Linked DNA regions of Mus musculus: region 2 is linked to region 1. A link is a loop called in an ENCODE intact Hi-C map of the cell type or tissue named here. Cell type or tissue: heart. All regions are shown on one strand.

What was found. Hi-C counts contacts between places; a loop is a spot of excess contacts. Peaks named below come from ENCODE experiments on the same cell type or tissue, not always from the same donor. Only the 100,000 strongest peaks of a DNase experiment are listed, where the experiment ranks them.
Region 2: it touches region 1 in a loop (4-fold over the local background); 16 of 42 quality-filtered maps call a loop at or near these places.

The regions. Positions count from the first base shown.
Region 1 is chr12:24,827,807-24,835,806 of GRCm38, forward strand. It overlaps Mboat2 (membrane bound O-acyltransferase domain containing 2), which reads left to right and starts at 3,793. Exons shown (of 13, transcript NM_026037.3): 1 at 3,793-3,968. The coding sequence starts at 3,894. It overlaps 2900060N12Rik (RIKEN cDNA 2900060N12 gene), which reads right to left and starts at 3,511. Exons shown (of 3, transcript NR_166876.1): 1 at 3,014-3,511. In heart, a CTCF peak has its summit at 3,519; a DNase peak (open chromatin) is centred at 3,605; H3K4me3 peaks cover 3,337 bases; H3K27ac peaks cover 2,888 bases.
Region 2 is chr12:24,704,531-24,712,530 of GRCm38, forward strand. Rrm2 (ribonucleotide reductase M2) reads left to right here and starts at 3,724. Exons shown (of 10, transcript NM_009104.2): 1 at 3,724-3,915; 2 at 4,030-4,104; 3 at 4,409-4,555; 4 at 4,795-4,911; 5 at 5,827-5,960; 6 at 6,917-7,011; 7 at 7,139-7,272. The coding sequence starts at 3,817. In heart, CTCF peaks have their summits at 4,141 (motif pointing right), 5,809 (motif pointing right) and 6,383 (motif pointing left); DNase peaks (open chromatin) are centred at 3,741, 4,481 and 5,852; H3K4me3 peaks cover 4,322 bases; H3K27ac peaks cover 4,577 bases.

The sequences.
Region 1 (8,000 bases):
TGCTGTAATATTTAGGAATAAATTTTAGGTCCTTTGTCTGCCAACTAAGCTTCTGTGTCTTCTAGAAGGAACATTGTGTGTGTGTGTGTGTGTGTGTGTGTGTGTGTGTGTGTGTGTGTGTTTTAACATTAAAAACTGACCTAACCTGGTACTTTGTATTACTCTACTGTCTCATATACATGATGATTTTGCCTTTTGATTATAAGTACCATTTATTTATTTATTTTACAACATCCACACAGTTCCCTGAACACAGTAAGACAGCACTCAATAAATGATTTTAAGAGTTAGGGACATGGGGATTGCTGTCATAGGTTGGCTAGCTGAGGCAGGACAATGAAGAATTACATATAATTCATTCAGTTCTCTCTCATTTAAAGGCTCCTAGTCAAATTAGCAGATACTAGTGGGGAGGCCTCTATCCACTTTATATTCTCATCACTGGTTCTTAACTCAAAATGTTAACTCAACAATCTACTTCCTTATTAAAGACATAAAGATGGAGTATTTTAAAATTTAAGGTGTAGTTGACAAAATATCTGTATTTATAGTATATCACATGATGTCTTAATACATGTATATAGTGAAACTCAGTTAAATCCAGATGCAATAGTTTCATAGGAGAGAAACATTTTTCATTTTTAGAATTACATTAAATTTCTTGAATGGTTAATTTAATACATCAACTTCACTGGGTTGATGAAGGACTGGACAGATAGTAAAATAGTATTTCTGAATGTGTCTATAAGGATGTTTATAGAAAAGATTATTTTTTGAATTGGTAGACTGTGTAAGGAAAATTGCTTTCTTCAGTGTGGGTGGTATCATGATTGAACTGAAAACAAAACAAAACAAAACAAAACAAACCCTCAAAGGTAGAGGAAGAAAAATCTGTTTAAGCTGGGACATCCATATCAACAATTGTGTCAACACTGGTGCAGCTGTCGTTCAGATTCTGAGGGAGTAACAGCTCTTCTGGTCATTAGGCCTTTAGATTTGGACTGGACCTATATACCACGTGCGCTCCTGACTGCTTTGCATAAGGCTTCTATGTCTTTATCATCTCAAGCCAGTTCCTTATAACATACTTTCTTCTATATCTTTTTGTAGATCCTGATTGGTCTATTTTTCTGGAGAATTCTGACTAATGTGGTTGTTTCTAAATGTTACAATGTAACACAGTTGTAAGCTTTTTGTACACAATATTATTACTTCTTTTCTTATATAAGGAAAGTGAGGTTAAAAAGGCTCCAAAATTGGCTAGTAAGTAGTGAAGACAGAAAACAAAACAAAACAAAAACCAACCAACCAACCAACCAAACAAACAAAAAAACCCCAACCAAAACCAAGATCTCCTGACTCTAAAATCTAAGCTATTATTATAGGCCAAGATACTTGACCTATACTCTGACATAAAATTTCTCAGATGGCTCAAATCTTTCCCATTCTAGATGTTAAAATAAATAATTTCATAAAGTTATAACAGGCACCTAAAAGACAGTTTCTGCTAAAAAGTACTTATCTCTCACTTGGGCTGACACAAGGAAACCAAAAGCAGGAGGAAAGCCTGGCACCTCTGCCTTCATTTTTAAAATCTGGCTCCTTTACTTGGGGTCAGAAACCTACTTAACGCTACAGGAAAGGATGCTAATCATTCAGAGAATATCTAAAAACGGGCAACAATTACTTCATCTCCACTCAAGGCTGAAGGCACAATAAACTGTCAACTTTTACAACGTCTCGTTCCAGACCTCCTAAAAAGTGTCCGACTGTCTCCAGTCCTAGTCCTAATCCTCCATAGGCATTACTGACTCCAGGAACACAGAGCCTAGCAGACAGTTCATCCCATGACATCACCCTAAAGTGACCTGATTGTCCCACCAAGCAATAAGGCCAGGGGATGACAGGTTAACACCAGAGTCAGGTCTCTATTAAAGGAGTCACCCTCAATAAAAACTATGTTCTGTCTTTTTCTAAAAGAATAATCTGGCCTCACAGAATTCCTTTGGTAGACAGTATTTGTTCTAGGATTGTATCTTATGCTGCCTACTTTAGGTTGCAATATGTTTCTAACACCCACTTTTTAAGGTTTTAAAATGGTATTTTAATTTTTCCCTTCAGTTTATATGTTCAGCCACCTGTACACTTTCTCAACACGTCCCTAAAGGGGGGGGGGGGAGGAGACAGAGACAAAGAGGTCCTCGATCCAAGGTTATATTAATAGAGAGGTCCAGACTTGGGACTATTTTAGGAAGTAGATTATTGGACAGGTTTGATTTCTAATTGGTCCCAGCTAGTTGGAACACAATATTAAGAGTGAAAGATCTCAATTATTTTCTCCCCATCCTCTAAAAGACTACCTTACTAGGACTCAGCTGTTCACCCAGAGAATATTAGCAGCAAGAGACTATCCCAACTAAATTCAATAACCCCCTTTTCAGAGAGAGCTGAGTCCACAGCCAGGTTTCCTGAAGCACTACTTGCCCGCTCTTACTACTGAAGCCTCTAGAGTGGTCCTTGAGGAAGTGCTGTACCTAGTAGTTGATGGCTATTCTGGAGTGGGTGTTAAACCTGAGAATGAAGAGGGCCTTGTCTTTAAGAGGTCAAAACTGGGGCTAAATTAGTTGGATCTCAGGCCCCCCCCCCCCCCACACACTGTTATTTAGCTCTTGGTTAAGTTATGTAATTTTTCTGGAATTCAATTTCCTTGCTAGATTGAGGGTGGTTACAATACCTGCCTCACATGGTTGTTGTGGGGACTCACATAAGTCTACCTTTAAAAGCAGTGTTAGCAGCACATTTAAACCCCCGCCCCCCTTTAAATATTAGTTTCCAAATCCTTGGATTTTGAGAGGACGATGCTGGCATTTTCCAGGTGTTCCCATGGCTAGTTTAAAGGGTAAGAGATCACATTTGTAGGGCTGACACACTAACTGCCCTCCTGGAATGGAGGTGTGGACACAGCAGAATTCACATCTGGCAGAGAGGCTCGCAGGCACGAAGGGATGCTTACCAGCAGCCTTTCCTTTGAGGAGGCGGGGCCTTTACATGCCGGCCGCTGGCTACCCAGGCTTTCCCTCGGGCGCTGCCCAGGTCCGACCTGTTTCCCTCTCAGCTGGATGCGCGGTGAGGGCATCGTCCCAGCGCGGCCGATCAGGCCCAGGTGGGCGGCGGGTGAGGTAGGACCACCCGGCTTTCCGCAAGTTTGGGCAGCCCAGGAGACAAAGGCACTTTCTGCTTTGGGGTTCTTGTAGCGCGTCTCCCTGAAGCTCCCAGCCCCCTACCTTTGTTCCCAACTTCCCCCGGCGCTGCAACTCTTTGTCTGGCCGCCACCCCGAGCCCCTTTGTTGTCCACCGTCACTGCCAGTGAGGGGTGGGGACGGCGCCCACCATTCCTGAGAAAGGAAGTGAGCAGAGGCGGAGGCAAAGCCGCCCTCACACGCCCCCACCAGCTAGCCTGACTCTCGGTCGCCCTCGGGCGACAGCCATGGTCGAGCCTCAGCCCCTCGCTGGGGTCCTCAGCACGGAGGAGGGGCGCGGCGAGGCCAGCGTCCTCTGATTGGCTGTGGGAGTCGGGGCGCCGCGACGCCATTGGACCGCGGAGCTGTCTGGCGCACGAGTGCGCGAGGTGGGGAGGGGGCTCTGGAAGCTGCTGGAAATCGGGCCGCCCGGCGGCGTGAGGGGGCCGCGCGGCTGGGTGGGCGGGGCGCCCAGCAGTGGGCGGGGCCACTAACTCCGCCCACTGCCCCTCCCCGCGCGGCTGCTCCGACCGCGGGCGGCCGAGGGGCGGGCGCGCCGCTGCATCCCCATCCTCGGCGTAGCTCGGCACAGAGCGAGCAAGCAAGCAAGCGGCGCCTGGCCGGAGCGAGCGGACGCAGCGCCGAGGCCCGGCCATGGCCACCACCAGCACCACGGGCTCCACCCTGCTGCAGCCCCTCAGCAACGCCGTGCAACTGCCCATCGATCAGGTACCGGCGTCCGGGGCGTCGTGCCCTGGCCGCCTCTGCCGGCCGCGGTGCCACCCGGGCGGGAGCAGGGTGGGGGCTGGGGCCGGGACCGCCGTGCCCGGCGCCCGGCGGGGCGGGGGCGCGCGGCTGGCCTTGTCCCCTCGGCTGTCGCTCCGGCTGGTGCCTCTGTGCCCACCCAGCCTCCCATCGCCGCCCGGGCGGGGGTGGGCGCGGGCGGAGGCTCGGCGACAGCCCGCCGGGGAGGGCTAGACAGACGTGCGCGCGTGCATGCTGTCGCTGCCGGGCCACCGGGCGTCGGACCCGGGAGTCCCGGGACCGGTGGACCTGGCACTGCTGCGGGTTATCGGGAGACTAAGAATGGTTTGGGTGCCGAGTGCCCAGGACACGGCGTGGATGGACGAGGCTTAAGCTCTTCTGCACTTGGGGACAGTTTGCATTGAAGTGTGGCTCAATAGACGGAGAGGCAACAGTTTGGGGGAAGACAGGTTATGAAGAGAAGTCAACGTGACTTCACGATGCTAGGGTTTCTGGTGAAAAAGTTGCAGCTGTGGATAGGAGCAGCCATCCTACCCCCTCACCCTACCCCCAGAGAAGCTTTTGACACTAGGGAAGGCTGGCATTTAAATGAGGCCAGTCGAATTTGATTGTTTAAAGGGCCTCAGGATTACTGAAATAAACAGCATTGGGATGGAGAAAGCAGCGCCATTTTTATTGAGCAAAGGAACTTTGGAAGTATGTCCTGAGAAAGGTCTGGGAAAGTTGTTGGTGGGGTATGGTTAGATAGCTGGTCTAGCTCCAGTACTGAAGGAAATTGACTTTGGAAATTCAGCCTAACATTATTTCTGATCTGGAGGTGTTTGCACTTCCAAGGGCTATGGGCTCAGCTTGAGTAGCTGCTAGTGGTATCTTAAGGTTTGCATGTAAAACACAAGATTCCTCTCTGGACTTGAGCTGGAGGTGACACCTGAGCTGAACACTGTGTGCTCCAGGCTTTGTGCTTCACTGTTTAAAATAAAATATACTGAGTTACCTCAAAGGAGGGTTAAACCGTCCTGCTCAGTGTTCTGATCTGACTTCTTTCCTTTATTCCTCTCATAACTTTTCGATTAATAGTGAAATACCTGTTCTCCACACAGCTTACACAGCGGTTGTGGTGTGTGTCATGCTAATAGATTATAAGAGTGCCCCAAGTGGAATGATTCCTTTAATTCACAGAATTAGTCTTTGTTTATTAAGTTGATAATAATCAAAGGCTTTGGATACTCTCAGTTCTGTGGAGGAGTCTCACTATTTCCTAAGTGGAATCATGGCACCTGACCTCTAGGTGTGTGTTACACTTCTGACTTCAATAGGTTGTTCCCAGCCTACCAGTGCAGGTAGGGCAGGATCTTCTTGCTAATGAGAAACGTGTGTGTGTGTGTGTGTGTGTGTGTGTGTGTGTGTGTGTGTGTCCTTTACCTTTTTATTCTTTTGGTGAGGCAAATGATTGTGTATTCTCTCTGCCATAGCCCTATTAAGCTAATTCTTTTAAACTTCTATAAAGGATCATAACTTTTAAAAGTAATCTAATATCAATAAGCTCCTTTAAACATCTCAGCAGTCCAGAGAAAGTTCTTTGTGGAACTGAAGTGAGCAAGCAATCCAGGGAAGGTGACCTGAGTTAAGACTGACTTTATCAGCTAGAGGTCTTGTCTCTTGTGTCTTAGATAATCTGCATCTTCTGGTATACGCTTGAAGTCTGTAGAGCCCGAGTTTATATGGCCATTTGTGTAAGACAGTTGTTTGCTCTGTGATAAGCAAGTCTTAGGAATATTGGGTTAATCCATACAATCTGTACTTTTCACAGCAATAATTATTTCTGTGAATACCAAAGAATCTTCATGATGATACTCTTGGAGTAGTTAACATTGTAAAATTAGACAGACATTTTAGAATTAAGCCAATCAGAAACATTTCCTAACACATGAACAGTTGAATCCATGTTGAAAGAAAGCCTAAGACTTGGCTGTAGTCAAATAATGTAATTCTATAGGAAAGAAAAAAGACAAGCCAGGAAGTTTATAACTTGCTATGTGTTCACTTGGTGTGTGCCAATTTACACTGTTTAGAAAAATTAGGAAATTATAAAAGCAGTTGTTTTAGGAAGTAATAAAATGTGAACTTTTTACTATTGTATTGACTTGGCACACTGAGAACCTAGTGCCCTTGCTGCTGAAGTAACAGGAGGAAGAAGTGTGCTGTCAGGCAAAGCAAAGGAACTGGAGATCTTGCCTTAGGCTGGAGAATCTTTATCTTTGCTAAGAATTACAGAGTGACCTTGAAGTAGCTGAAGTGGTGCTCTGTAGTCTTTAAATGAAATTAAAGCATGAAATAGTGGTATCTGGGAGATTATGAGATCTTTAAGATAGGAAGTACCTGGCCCCCCGGCGTTTTGCTCTTTAGGGCCTGTTTTCCAAGTGACTTCCTTCCTAGTATAATTCTGAAGGTCTGTAGAAAGGAATGTGTGGAGGTGTGGTTTGAGAGAGGAGCCATCTTGAGGACCAGTTGTGCCAAAGAAAAGGAGCAATTGTGTGAGTCCCAGGCGAGATCAGGTGTCTCCATATCACGGGGCTTCTGTTCCTTATAAGTTGCTGATGTGGGGTTTTAGACTCCAGAGCAAGTACCAAAATGAAACTAAGAATAATGTCACTGATGATCAACCTATATATATATTTTTTTCTTGTTTCTTTTTCTTTCTTTCTTTCTTTCTTTCTTTCTTTCTTTCTTTCTTTCTTTCTTTCTTTCTTTCTTTCTTTCTTTCTTTCTTTCTTTCTTTCTTTCTTTCTTTCTTTCTTTCTTTCTTTCTTTCTTTCTTTCTTTCTTTCTTTCTTTCTTTCTTTCTTTCTTTCTTTTTTTTTTTGAGACAGGGTTTCTCTGTATAGCCCTGGCAGTCCTGGAACTCACTTTGTAGACCAGGCTAGCCTCGAACTCAGAAATCCACCTGCCTCTGCCTCCCAAGTGCTGGGATTAAATGCGTGCACCACCACGCCCGGCAACCTATATATTTTTTTCTTTTTTTTTCTTTTTTTTTTAAAGATTTATTTATTTATTATATGTAAGTATACTGTAGTTGTCTTCAGACACACCAGAAGAGGGTGTCAGATTTCGTTATGGATGGTTGTGAGCCACCATGTGGTTGCTGGGATTTGAACTCCAGACTTTTGGAAGAGCAGTCAGTGCTCTTAACCGCTGAGCCATCTCACCAGCCCCCTATATATTTTTTTCAACATCTTATATTATCTATTACATTTGCTTGGCCTTGCTCTGAGTTATCATGAGATTGCTTTCTAGTTGTGGCCCCCTCCGCTTCTCCCTCCTTACTTCCCATGATTACTGCTGTGAAACTGGGTAAATAGCCAGTATATTAAACAGCAGAACACTGGTTAGAGATGAGCCCAGAAACAGCCCCTTGACATAGGAGTCATTGTTTTATAGATCATGTGCCAAACTCTTGGGACAGGGAGAAGACAAGAAGTGGGGACTTGTGGTGTTTTGAAAGGTTTGAAGGAAGGAGAAAGATGTGTGGGAAGAAAGGTTAGATGTTACCAAGCAAGCAGACTCCAGTAGTATCTATAATGCCCAACACTTGAGAGTTTGGGAAGTGTTTCTATGTATTCTACATCAGTCAATAGGATCCTTACACCTCTGGAAGTCAGATATCGAACCTGAATTATTTAGTTCATATACATATGTGCACATGGCCATGCTTTTAAGTCTTTGCATAGACTGTCAGTTTATTTTGTAGTTTTGGTGTGGGAGAAATACTTTGGATATGTCTTTGTTTTAGAGCCGAACCTTTTGGCAGTGAAAGTGAGAAGAAGTAAGAACTGTCCAGAGTTCCAGATATTGGTGTGCTGGTGATTGTGGGTTGGGATAGGGAACCCAACCTCTGTGTGTGTGTGTATGCATGTATATCATATGTGTATGCATGTATATCATATGTGTATGCATGTATATAATATATATGTTTGAATGTATATCATATGTGTATGA
Region 2 (8,000 bases), 120 kb before region 1:
GCTCCAGGTCTCCAGTTCAGAAGTTCATTTCCTTCTCCCCCCACCCTATGAACACACAGAACATACACCTTGTATTACGAAAGAAGAGACTCAACCGGGCATGGTGGCGCATGCCTTTAATCCCAGCACTTGGGAGGCAGAGGCAGGCAGATTTCTGAGTTCAAGGCCAGCCTGGTCTACAGAGTGAGTTCCAGGACAGCCAGGGTTACACAGAGAAACCCTGTCTCAGAAAATCAATTTAAAAAAAAAAAAAAAAAAGAATAGACTCAATAGAGGGCTAACCCTGGGTTCAATTCCCAGCACCATCTAAAACAGGAATGAATAAACCAGGCATACTAGCACACACCCCAGGCAGAGTAGCACACACCCGTGACCTGAATACTGAGGGGGTGAGGACAGGAAGAGCAGAAATTCAGGGCCATCCCCAACTACAATGCTGAGTTGAAGGCCAGCCTGAGATTCATAAGACCCTGTCTTATGAGTAAATAAACAAAGAATTAAAAAAAAAAAAAAAAAGCCAAAGTTGAGCCTAGAGAGATGACTCAGCAGTTAAGAACACAGGATGTTCTTGCAGAGGACTTGGGTTCAGTTCTCAGTACCAACATGTTAACTCCAGTTCCAGAGGACCCAACACCTTCTTCTGGCCTCTTCAGACATACATACAGGCAGGCAAAACTCTCATACACACAAAATAAAATAAAACAAAATACAAAGTAAATGGTCTGTAAGCTGGACTTGGTGGTGTACCTTTGATCCCAGGAGTCAGAGATAAGCAGACCTCTGTGAGCTCAAGGTCAGCCTGGTCTATACAATGAATTCTAGGCTAGCCAGGGCAACATAGTAAGATGCTGTTTTGTTTTGTTTTTTTTTAAGAAAAAAAAAAAAAAGCAAATTGTAGATGATACCTTCTCACTACTCAGCGTTTGAACAGCTGACCCTAAAACTAAAGCTGTTCTCTAACATCCCAGCGCCGTATTTATACCTAACTAACGTTTCTCAGTATCATATAATACTATTCAGTTGTGAAAGGAATGCAAGTTGCCAAGATCAAACTGGGGCTGCTTGTGTCAGCCCTAACCAGTCAATAAAGCCAGGAGGTTAAGAAGGAAGGGCTGGGGCTGGTACAGCGAGTGCCGCCAGAACCACAGAGGCTTGCACAGAGAGCACCCCTGCAAGCACGTCCGCCCCACGTGTTCAGCCTTGGACTGTTAGTCACTCTGGCCATGGATCGTTATCTTAATAATGTGTGGTGGTGCCCTAGGAAAATGATGTTGGGTCTCCTGGAACTACAATTTTGGATGGTTGTGAGCCATCAAGTGGGTGATAGGAACCTTTGAGGGAGCAAGTTTTTCTCAACTACCCAAGCCAACTATTCTGCTTCCTAAATTCTTTCTTATTTATTGATTTATTTGGAGGCCAAGTCTCATTATACAGCCTCAGATGACCTGGAGCTCACTATGTAGACCAGGCTGGCCTCCAAATCATGACTTGCTTCTGCCTGCTAGTGCTGAGTCGAGAGGCGTGGCGCCTGCTGTTTACTCTTTCTGTACGCTGGGAACATTCCTAATTGCTGGGATTAAGAGCAAGTGCCACCACCTCGGGCACAGGTCACTTTCAAGTACTGGGAAGAAAGCAATGAATTTCGCACATGTGTAGAAGGGAGTGAAGCAACTGCAAGTTGGAGACAGCAAATGGACACTGGTGGGCGAACCCTGGGGAGTTCTCTTTTCCTTGCTTTCTTTTTTATATTTTTTGGGATATATGTAGTCCTGGCTGTCCTGGAACTCATTTATATAGACCAGGGTGGCCTCAAACTCAAAAGATCTGCCAGCTTCTGCCTCACAGATGCTAAGATTAAAGACCAGGGCCATCATGCCCTGCTCGGTTTTTCCGTATGTTGGGAACATTACTAATAAAAAGGTGCGAGTGTCTGACAAGATGTCTCAGCAGCCAACCCTAACCTCATAAATTCCACCCCTGTGACCCCACAGAATACAAGAGAACCAACTTCCATAAGTGGGCCTCTGACCTTCGCACTACACCCTCGTCTCACACAAAATTAATTTAAAAAGAAGAAAGAAAAGGAGTTAGCAAGGGTCTAAAGTTGTGGGACCTTGGGTAGTTTCCAGGTCCCTCAGGCCTTTACTTCAGTTACCTATAAAACAGGCCTAAAAATACCCGTTTTCCCTTTCCATCTGGATTAAACATGTATATGATGATCAAGCTGTACAGGGACTGTGAGTGCTGACAGCTGAGAGGATTTGGCGGGGAAACGCTGGATGCCTGCGGGGACTCGGTTTCCACATCTAAGGTCACCTGAAAGCGGACTTGCCCTTGAGTGACCGCAGCGCGCGCGGGCCGGTGGGGCTGGGAATCTTGAAGTTGAACCAACCAATCACAGAGCAGAGGTTAAAAACCGCGCCAGAAGCAAAAGCGCTCAGCTCCTGACAGGTCCCGGTACAGGGGAACCTAGGCGGGGCTGCCCACTAAGCTCAGCCTGCTTGGCGGGAGGAAGAGGCGTTTGGAGGAGGTTGTGAGCAGGGAGAAGAGAATGGCGGCGACCTTCTCCTTCCCTCAGTGGTCGAGTGTTATTTTAGTAGCCAGACCTCATTTGTACTGAGTACACCAGGAGCTAGAGGAGCCAAAGGCAAACCCCTCGGATAACGGAGGAATGGAATGTGAATTAGAAATTATATGTTAAAAAAAAGAACTGACAATTTTGCTAGAGGTGATTTAAAATATTTATCGATATGGCCCAGTTAGCTTAGCATGGAAGAAGTCCTGGGTTTTGTCCCCAGCATCAATAAATTGTGCAGCGGTGGATGCCGCCTGCTTTAACTTTGAGCTGCCACATGGTGTTCAGAGATTTTTTACAGCATCTACAGTGAGAGAACTTAGGACACAAGCAGAGGGGAGCCTCCCCTCGTCCTCTTTTAAAATATTTGACCTGGGAGAGTCAGTGGAGCCTTCCCAGGTTCCACGTTTTTCCCCGGGATCTCAGTGTCCCATCTCAGCGCTTTATCTCTGGTATCTTGGACCCCGTAGGGCAAATCAGAAAGATGGAAACTTGAGTTCTTGTCTCCACCCTCACCACAGGAATTTGCAGATTCGTCTTTAGACTACTGGACGCCCAGAGTCGTAAAATGAATGTATGACTCGTCACCATCCTGTGAGCTTCCTGGAATTTGTAATCGTCTGGCAGCTTTTAAACTAATTGGGACAGAGGGGACAGGGGTCTGACAGGAGGGGCAGGGTAGAAAAGGAACCCAAGGCTGCATCCGTACCCCTTCATGAGTTTGAAGACAGCTTTTTAGGGAACCCTAGTTTGAGGACCCCCTTAATCCCACAAGGCCGGTGCGATTGCTCGGGACCCCGAATCTCTTTAAGAAACCAGGGTCCCCCGCACCCCTCTACTTGGGACATGAAGACAGTCAAGGCGACGTGTCCCAGAGGCCAGCAGCGTCACTCCACCCTTGGCACCAACCTCAGCGGCAACGCCCGCCCGGCGACCCCCTGCGCGCTCAATCCCCAAGGCTCTCGCAATCCTAACCGGTTCCGGCCCCGCGAGCGCCCGCGCACCCGGCCGGCGCAGGCTCCTTAAAGGTCTTTGTGCGGAAGGCCTGCGGCGCAACTCAAATCTCCCGCGCTGGGCGGCGAGCGGGGTCAGCGGCGTCCAATGGGAGGCGAGGCCACGCCCCCTCGGAGCGCGCGGTTGGGTGGCTCTTTAAAGGGCGCGGGCGCTGGCAGTCGGCGGTGCACCGGATTCCAGCTGTTTTCGCCTGCTCCTCGCCGTCTCCGCCGCTGCCCTCGTTCGCCATGCTCTCCGTCCGCACCCCGCTCGCCACCATCGCTGACCAGCAGCAGCTGCAGTTGTCGCCGCTGAAGCGACTCACCCTGGCTGACAAGGAGAACACGGTGAGGGCGGCCCAGGTGCCGGCTGGGTTGGATGTGCACTGGCAGGTCGTGGGTTCCCGGACCCGGGAGGGTGGAGGGTGCCTACCGCCATTCACCACGCGTGTCCCCCTACAGCCCCCGACTCTCAGCAGCACCCGCGTCCTGGCCAGCAAAGCTGCGAGGAGAATCTTCCAGGACTCCGCCGAGCTGGTGAGTGGCCCGTGTGGGGCTGAGGTGGGTCGCTTAGGCTCCCAGTAGAGGGCGCCCGCTCGTTGGCGCTAAATCTGCATTGTCCCAGCTGAATTATTTGACTCTTCTTTCCCGCCAAAGTGTCTCCTCAGAATGTCCTACTCGGGTCGGCCTATGGTAATAGTAGAGTGCAGCGTGACAGCTAAGCACACGAGATTACCAATCGTTGAAAGTACTCGATCTGATGAGACACTGGCTAGCAGTTTCCTGCGGTTCGGTTGGCATTTGGGGGTTGGTTCACTTGGCACTCTCTCTCATCCAACAGGAAAGTAAAGCGCCTACTAACCCCAGCGTTGAGGATGAGCCGTTACTGAGAGAAAACCCCCGCCGCTTCGTTGTCTTTCCCATCGAGTACCATGATATCTGGCAGATGTACAAGAAAGCCGAGGCCTCCTTTTGGACTGCCGAGGAGGTAATCGTTCAGGACTTGCTGTGTGTCAGAAGGCTCCCGCATGGCCGTCACAACTTTTTGCCCTTGGGAATGGTAGCTCACTGAGATATTGGGTGTTCCCTGAAACAAAGGGAATAATGGATGTGAAGAATTCGGTAATGAGATGGTTTGGGGGACTTCAGTTTTAAAGTGTGTGTGTATGAGAGAGAGAAAGAGAGAGAGACCTACAGACCTGCTAATCGTGAACTTCTAAACTTCAGGTGGACCTTTCCAAGGATATTCAGCACTGGGAAGCTCTGAAACCCGATGAGAGACATTTTATATCTCACGTTCTGGCTTTCTTTGCAGCGAGTGATGGCATAGTCAATGAGAACTTGGTGAGTTGGCATGAAATACCCATAATTCACTTAGATCCAGAACTGGTTCCTGGCTCTCTATCTTTTGCCCTGAAGCGGGGCTGGAGGGATAGATGACTGACTCCAGTCTCCGCTCTGGTTAACACACTTCCTGCTTGGGCGGAAGACCCAGGTTCTGTTATGAGTTACCCCTGTTGGACTGCTTCCCATCTGCTGGTGAGCTCCTCTCACCAAGGCAACTCTGACCTTGGGCACTTGCCTATACATGCACGGACCCATTCCCAGGCAAGCACAAGCAAAACAAACTTTTTAAGAGCTATGAATGTTATGTTAACGTTCATCATGTTAGTCTTTCCCTCTGCTAAGGAGCAGTAGTGAGTTTTTCTCTTTGTACCTACATGCTTAACTTTTTGTGGATTTCTATAAGACTTTGGTTGTATACTTCTTAACTCTAAGTGGGTCCTTGGAATGAACTGAAACAGAATTAGGGAATAACAGTGTTAAAAGAAACCCTGTGGGGCCTGGTGTGTGCCACAGAGGTTAGGAGCACATGATAGTTTTGTTAAAATAAATGGCAAACTAGGAGTTATGTGTTTCCTAATTGGTAAATTGAGCGTATGACGTGAAATAATGAGCTTGCTTGCAAATCATGAAGAACTAATAAAAATATAGGATTAAACTGTATTAAATATATACCTGGGTTTTTTGTTTTGTTTTACTTACATTTTTGAAGCAAGGTCTCACAGTAATCCTGGCTGGCCTAGAATAGAATTCAGTAAGTACACCAAAATGGCCTCTTACTCAGATTCCCCCTTCACTGTTGCTGCAGGCCTAGGAACAATCCCAGCAGGCCGGGCCACTCTACTGGTAGTGTGGAGAAAGTGAAGCAACCAGTAGTTCTTCAAATTTAACTTTGGCTCATTTTACTACCACTAGGTGGAGCGATTTAGCCAAGAAGTTCAAGTTACAGAGGCCCGCTGTTTCTATGGCTTCCAAATTGCCATGGAAAACATACACTCTGAAATGTACAGTCTCCTTATTGACACTTACATTAAAGATCCCAAGGAAAGGTGAGTATCCACACACTCTGCCAAGGTGCCTGGGACTCACTCACTGCTTTATTTCCAGTATTTTTGCTCATAAAGGGGAAATGAGCAGAATGACAAGCGGACTGTCAGTAGATGTTTCTATGACCCTTAGTCAAGACTGCCTCCAGCTTTTGTGTGTGGTAGCTTGTGTCTATTTCCAGCTCCCAGAGATCAGTGCAGCAGCATTGTCAAGAAGTCAAAGGCTAGTCAGACTGCATACTGTGTCAAAAACAAAACCAACCCCAGGGGCTGGAGAGATGACCACTGAGGTTTAGAAGGCACTGTGGCTCCTGCAAAGTATGGTTTACTGCTTACCAGTTTTAGTTCTTAGCTCCCACGGGACACCTCACAAGGCTGTAAGTCCAGTCACAGGGAAGTGGTGCCCTCTTCTGGCCTCCATGGGCATCACACATAAGGTGTCTGACACGTTAAGGCAAAACATACATTAAAAGTTAAGTTTAAAGCCGGGCGGTGGTGGCGCACACCTTTAACCCCAGCACTTGGGAGGCAGAGGCAGGCAGATTTCTGAGTTTGAGGCCAGCCTGGTCTACAGAGTGAGTTCCAGGACAGCCAGGGCTACACAGAGAGACCCTGTCTCAAAACCAAAACCAAAAAAAACCAAAAACAATTAAATTTAAAGACGTGGCTATGAATGAGTATGAAACCAAAGTGGAGGTGAGGGGAATTGCTTTAGACAATATTGAGTCAAAAGGTTTATTTTAGACCAGTTTAGCTGACATTGCTCTGCTAGGACATTATAGAAAAATTAAGAAGGCGTTTGTGTTATGGAGGGAGACTGGGAAGGACTGGTAGGGTTATGGTGGCAGTGAGTGCCAGGATGGGAAGCAGACGTGGAAGTAATGAATCAGGCCTACGCTGTGCCTGTTGTGTTGCCAGGGCTCTGCAGTATCCATTCATGCTATACTTTCTGCCTGCAGAGAATATCTCTTCAATGCTATTGAAACAATGCCTTGTGTGAAGAAGAAGGCTGACTGGGCCTTGCGCTGGATTGGGGACAAAGAGGCTACGTATGGTGAGGACCCTTTCCTTTTTCCTCCTCAAGCCCAGGCTTGATTGTCCAAGTAATGTCACTGGATTATTGGCCTGTGCTGAGAATACCGAGGCCTCACCGGGAACGTTTTCGTGTTGACTCTTGCTAGGAGAACGCGTTGTGGCCTTTGCCGCCGTAGAAGGAATCTTCTTTTCCGGTTCTTTTGCATCGATATTCTGGCTCAAGAAACGGGGGCTGATGCCGGGCCTTACATTTTCCAATGAGCTTATTAGCAGAGACGAGGTGAGTCTGAAGTAGCTTTCTAACCTGGGGCTCTTAGATACACATCTACTGATGGGGACCTGAGAAGTGAGGTGTGGCCACTTTCAAAAGGGATTGTAATGTGTGAACCTTTGCCTGCAAAGGACAAAGGGGAGGAGGATGACCTCGGGACCGGGTGGTTTTGAGCTGTAATGTAGGTGCTGGGACCTGAACCTGGGTCCTCTGCAAAAGCAGCAAATGTCCCTTGTAACTGTTGAGCCATTCCAAGTCTTGGGGATCCAGCCTAGGCTTTCATACTTGCTAGGCAAGTATTCCGCCACATTCCTAGCCCTGTATCCATATTTAATGTAGGAATCCATACAATCCTCAGCAAAGGATAAGATACCTTAAGTAACTTATTAAACCACTGACTTCCTAGTACATATATTCCTGTTATCCCGTAGACTCGAGTGTACAAACTGAAAGTTCTTAGTAGAGCCTGTGGCTGTGAAGAAACCTCTGGGTATCAGAAGGGAAGGGCCCCGGCCCTGTGTAATAATAGGTGTCAGGCAGCCTTGAGTTGGGCTAGCCTATTCCTCGCTTTCATAATTGGCCGTGAAATACATGGTTTATTTCCCTCACCTGCATTGTTGGATTTTGTGGCTGGCTTGGAACAATGTGGGCCGAACTGGCCTCAAATTCATGGTGATCTTGTCTCTGGCTCCAGAATGCTAAGATTGCAGGTGTGTTACCACCACACCCGGGCTTAA